2 separate regions of the Homo sapiens genome follow, and region 2 is linked to region 1. Evidence: chromatin contacts called from ENCODE Hi-C or POLR2A ChIA-PET data. All regions are on one chromosome and are shown on one strand. Each heading gives the region's core, a stretch centred on a gene start or an enhancer-like site at or near the end of the contact. The rest is flanking DNA. Distances are from core to core; before and after follow the strand shown.

Region 1 (2,700 bases), core at 106-2,605:
ACGGGCTCCACAGCCGCAGGCTCCGCACTGCTCTGCACCACCCAGGGGGCTGGCGGACAGTCACGACCACCTTGAGGCCCCTCCCGGCCTCAGCAGTCCCACCCTCCTACCAGGACGTCCGGGCACAGGCCCCAGCGGCAGCACCCATGGAGAGGTCAGGCGGGACCCAGGTCAGCCCTGCCAGGGCTTGGAGAGAATGGCTGGAAGGGACCCCTGCGGATGGGGGACTGGAGGGCCCACTCGAACACGGGGACAGGGCGGCAGGAGACGTGAGAATGGAGAATCCTGGCGGGGGCATCCTGGGGGCCAGGCCTCTTCAGACACACAGGCAGGGACACAGCAAACCTCCCTGTCACCCAGAGTCTCTGGAACTCACACCCCATGCCTCGCACACTCATGGGCTCACACAATCGTCCGGCCTGCAGCCAGGATACCCACCCACGAGATCACTGCACACGCACTGCACATGGCTGCACATGGCTGCACACACACCCACCTGCAGCAGCCCTAGGGCTCTGTGCCCCCTCCAGGTCCACTTCGGGCCGGTTCCCGTCCTCGGAGGCCCCAAAGCTGCCCGACAGCCTGAGACTCTCTCTGCTCACCTCCCTTCCTCCTTGAGGGCCCAGCTGGTCCCCCCCATGCTCAGCCTGAGGTGGGGAGCATCCTGGGTGTGGGAAAAGCCCTCCCCTCGCCTGCCAGAGCCTGGAATGCGCTGACCAGCGCCGGCCTAATCCTTGCTGTATGCCCCATGGGGTGGCTGAGCCAGTGGGGGCAGGCGGCGGGGGCCAGGGTGGGCTGGGGGACAGGCCCTGCAGCACCACGTGGTCAGACGGGACCTGGGAAGCCAGGGCAGGGGTCGGCAGCCAAGCCTCCCCTCCTAAGCCTGCCCTTGGCCGGATGGGAGGGTTCGAGTCCCTGGAGGGGCCCGTGATCCCGGAGGAAGAGCCGGGCCAGGGTCCCTGCCTAGACCTTGCCGTCCCAGTGAGAAAGGAGTGGCTGCTTTCCTGGATCCTGAAGGAGTGAAGTGGGTGAGAGTCAGGCAGGAGAGGGCTTGGGGGAGCAGGGGCAGGTGACCCATCTCCCTTGCGCCTGCACAGAGAACCAGCTGGAAGGGAGAGGCCCGAGGGGTAGGGAGATATGGGCTGGGAAGGGCCCAGAGACCTTGCCAAGTCACCCGGGGGTGGGGCCCGGCGTTCCCCACCCCCAGCCCCCCCACTCCGGGCGCTCCCCACCCCCAGCCCCACCCCGGCGCTCCCCACCCCCAGCCCTCCCCCGGCGCTCCCCACCCCCAGCCCCCCGGCACTTCCCACCCCTAGCCCCCCATCTATACCCCAGGCTCCCCGCGCCCTCCCACAGTGGCTGGGAGCAGATGGCAGTGCAGGTGGGTGAGACCCTGGACCTGGAGAAGGAGAACGGTGCAGGGCTGGGGGCTCCCTGAGCCACCCGTGCTCTCTCTGCACAGAGATGGGGTATGGGCTCTGGCCTCTCATCAGATCTCAGGGCTGAGAGGGCGTCAGGGTGAAGGTCCCCCCAGAGCTGGCCTGCTGGGCAGGTGTGTCCCTCCCACCCCAGCCCTGGTCACCCTGTCACAAAGACACCAGATGAACAGAGCCTTAGCCTATGTCTGGCACTGGGTTGGGGGCAGGCTGGGTGGGCAGGGACCTTCCTGGACAGATGGGATAGGGTGGGGGTGGGGGTGGGAGGGAGGAGGCTGCAGCCCCATGAGGCTGGTCCCCCTGTCTCTTCCACTCAGTCTAAAGCCTTCTGTGCGGGCGGCCTGGCCCCCGGCTGGAAGCTGCTGGTCCAGGGACATGCTGACTCTGGAGAGGACAGGTCAGCGGCACCGCCCTCCCCTCGCTGGGCCTTGGGCTGGGTGGCCGGCCCAGCTCTTTGCAGCTCTTGACCCGCACCATGTCCGCCCCAGGTTCGAGACTAACTTCTTGTTGGAGACGGGGGACATTGCCTTCCACATCAAGCCCCGGTTCTCCAGCGCCACTGTGGTGGGCAATGCCTTCCAGTACGGCCGCTGGGGCCCGGAGCAGGTGTCTAGCATCTTCCCGCTGGCCCCGGGGGAGCCCTTTGAGGTGACAGGGGCCTGGGTGGGGCCTGGGCTAGGCAGGGAAGGCCCGTGGGGGAACAGGGGGCCAGTGGGCAGCGGGTTCACGGTGGACGCTTACAGGTCAGTGGGCCAGGGCAAGGTCTGGGTGGCCTCCCTGGCCTCAGTTTCCCTACGTGTGCAGTAGGTACCCACCACCCTGGCTACCAGCCACCCCATCTTGGGAGAAAGGAGGGGACTTTGGGCTGGGGGCTCCAAGCCAAGGGACCCCCGGGGCCTGCCAGGCTGTCCTTCCTGGAGACGGCCGGCAGGCACATCACCGTTAAAAGCGGGACCAGACCCCAGGCCCTGGGGGCTGGCACTGAGGTCACTGGCCCCAGCCTGCCCAGATAGAGGTCAGCTGGGACGCGGAGCACTTCCACGTCTACGCCCCGGAGCACAAGGTGCTACAGTTCCCATGCCGTCAGAGGCCGCTGGGCGCCACCACCAGGGTGCGCGTGCTGAGTGACCACTGCCTGGCCCAGGTGGAGCTGGCCAAGAGGGGCCTGAGCTGGGGGTAAAGTCCCTGCCTCTACCCAGGTCCCTGCCCATTCCTGCCCCACACTGCCCACCCCAGCAGGGATTTTGCTTCTCACCCTGATCCG
Region 2 (2,700 bases), core at 119-2,618, 96 kb before region 1:
TACATATCTTCTTTTTCTCTGTAGACAGGAGTCCCAGGGACATGACCTAGAGAAACATAAACAAATCGTTTCAAAGACTATCTACAAAGTAGAAAGAATTCTTGGCTATACTTTAAGGAAAACCTGGAAGTTAGTAACATTTCCTTTTAAAAAAGAAGAAAATAAAAAAGCCAAAATAATTCCATGTTTTCCAGCCTGATCATGATACTTCACACCAAGTAGCAAGAAAAGCAAAAATGGTAGATAGAGAGAGATGAAGCAAAAAGTAAATAAATAAACATGTGAAGACCAAGTTTCATGACAGTAAAAGGATGAAAGAAGGGACTCACGGAAGGAGGAGGGACATGTTCAGATTTAAATAGCAAAACAAACAAATACCAAACACAAAAAATGCACAGAGCATCTCAACACCCATTCCAATGTAAAAACAGTCAGGCTTACTTTGGTTTTAATGATACCTAGTATATTAAACATCTAAATTTCAGCCTAAAAGATAACTCCCAACCAGTAAAAGCAGGAAGGTAATCAATTCCTGGAGTACAGTGAGGAGGTTTTCAATACACCCTGGAGGCTGTTCTTCCTTAAGGAGGATAGGTGGGAAACACGTGGATAAAGAGAGAGGCCGGGCACGGTGGCTCATGCCTGTAATCCCAGGATTCTGGGAGGCCAAGGTGAGAGGATCACTTGAGTCCAGGAATTTGAGACCAGCCTGGGCAACACAGCGAGATTCCGTCTCTAAAAAAAAAGAGACTAGGCAGGAACATAAACACAGAAACAAGCTGATTCTCTTTGGTGCGACTTGGACTTTTTATCATTATTTATTTATTAGTATTTGTTCCTAATATCATTTACTCAATGAATAAATTTAAGTACGCCTCTATGTTTAGGGAGGGAGGTACAGATGACACCTGGCGAGATATCCCTGCACCCACGAGGAAAGCTACCTTCTGGGGCAGGCGGGTTTTTGTGAGTCACTGTGTGAGTCACTGCTCCCACGACCTCCCAAAACCTCCCAGTGACGGAGCTCATGCACGAAGCCAGAAATCCTGCTCTGACGAAGGACGCCTCCAGCCCAGAGACTGTCCTTTCCTTTCTGCTCTTCCTTGGCCTCAGCCTCGCCACCATCGGCATGCTCACCGTTGCTGGCAGAGCGCCTGAGATGTGGCCTCTTCACTCTGAAGGTGTCTGTCAGACAGTCAGGAGTGCCGCCGGGGACGCCAGTCCACGCATGCTCCCAGGTGAGGGGTGAGTTCAGGGCCTGGGTCAGACTTCCTGGTTTGAATGTGCATGGGTTTAATATGACAGATACAAGCACACACAATGGGAGGTTTTGTTTCTAATCAACTTTCCTGGATTGAAGAAAGCTGAATCACTGATAGACGCCAGCCGTCAGTGTCGTGCTGGTAAATGGTTAACCAACCAGCTCCCAAATATCAATTAATACAGTCCTGATTACAATGTTTGCCTATTTCCACGGTATACATATTTCTACCATGTCTAATATCAGGTTGCCAGCATGACACTGACCAGCCCACCAAACTCCTAAGACTATAACAGTTGGCTCTGGCAAGACAACTCACCACTCCCATGTAGAGACCACACGGGACCAAGGGAGGCTAAAGCGCCACTTGGCGAAACCACATTTATGCATGACATAAAACTACGATGTGTATATTTGATGTCTTCGAGAAAACTAAAGACAATGTAATTCAAACAAGGAATATTAAAAACTCCATCTCAAACCACTCCCTGAAATTTCTCGAACTCTTCTCTCAAGCAGGAAGGGTCTCCAGTGCGACAACCACATACCTGGCTTTGCGGTTCCCAGCCACAGCTTCTGCGGGGTCAGGGACGCTCGGCCGCCCAGAGGCATGCTCCCTGCCGTCCTGAGGGACCTCCAGGAGGCCACTTTTCTCGGCTTAGAGAGATAAGGTGACTCTGGAAAAGCCAACACGTGGATTCAGAGGTGCCGGACAGCAACATGTGAGCTCAACACATGAACTTCAGAAAGACAGAAATAGGAAAACAAAATCCACGAGCGTGGTGACTCTAGTCAAACATTCTGGCAAAAATGAAAAAAGAGTTACTTTACCTATATACTGACATTTCTCCTTTAACTTTTATTATAAAGAAATAGCATAATGAGGCCAGGCATGGTGGCTCATGCCTATAATACCAATACCTTGGGAGGCTAAGGCAGGAGAATCGCTTGAGGCCAGGAATTCAAGACCAGCCTGGGCAATACAACAAGACCCTGTCTCTATAAAAAATCTAAAAATTAGCTGGGTGTGGTGGCTCACACCTGTGGTCCCAGCTACTCAAGGGGGCTGAGGCAGGAGGATCTCTTGAGCCCAGGAGGTCGAGGCTACAGTGAGCTATGATCATGCCACTGCATTCCAGCCTGGGTAACAGGCTTTTCTTAAGAAAAGAAAAGAAAAGAATGGGAAGAATATAATGGGAAATATATGAATTCTACCAACATTTATTATAGCATTTAATTTCTCACCCCCAATTTTGAGAGATGTGCGTGTTCTTACACACTCACAGCCACAGTGAACACATCGTTTTGTGCCTTTTTAACATGTCACATTTTTAATGTCACTACATAGTGACAGAGCAATATTTAGAACTTAATATGTAAAATATCTAAAATAAATGAGAAAAATCTTACTGTTTCAGGGCATTCTTGATTTTGTATGA

The links. Hi-C counts contacts between places; a loop is a spot of excess contacts on that map. ChIA-PET counts read pairs that join two places held with the same protein, here RNA polymerase II (POLR2A). Pooled maps may share reads with other maps.
Region 2: a map of adrenal gland shows a loop between it and region 1 (2.3-fold over the local background). The contact joins the enhancer-like site here to the promoter of GRIFIN in region 1. A Hi-C loop is called at or near these places in 20 of 168 maps with a recorded cell type or tissue (B cell, CD14-positive monocyte, CD4-positive, alpha-beta T cell and 16 more), 4 of 37 single-sample maps with no recorded cell type and 19 of 50 pooled maps. POLR2A ChIA-PET finds 5 or more read pairs at or near these places in 4 of 52 experiments (GM12878, WTC11, activated naive CD8-positive, alpha-beta T cell and 1 more).

What each region holds. Positions count from the first base shown.
Region 1 is chr7:2,475,053-2,477,752 of GRCh38, reverse strand. It overlaps GRIFIN (galectin-related inter-fiber protein), which reads left to right and starts at 1,355. Exons shown (of 5, transcript NM_001394787.1): 1 at 1,355-1,381; 2 at 1,754-1,833; 3 at 1,925-2,084; 4 at 2,446-2,612. The coding sequence starts at 1,370.
Region 2 is chr7:2,570,764-2,573,463 of GRCh38, reverse strand. IQCE (IQ motif containing E) reads right to left here. Exons shown (of 22, transcript NM_152558.5): 4 at 1,810-1,938; 5 at 1,138-1,272; 6 at 1-46. Among named protein-coding and RNA genes, the nearest start is that of IQCE, 13 kb to the right of the region's middle. RefSeq lists an enhancer at 613-1,812. Within about 2 kb of position 1,368, at least 5 of the 41 ENCODE cell types and tissues checked have a DNase peak (open chromatin) inside an H3K27ac peak, as active enhancers do; they include adrenal gland, where a contact is called at or near this core.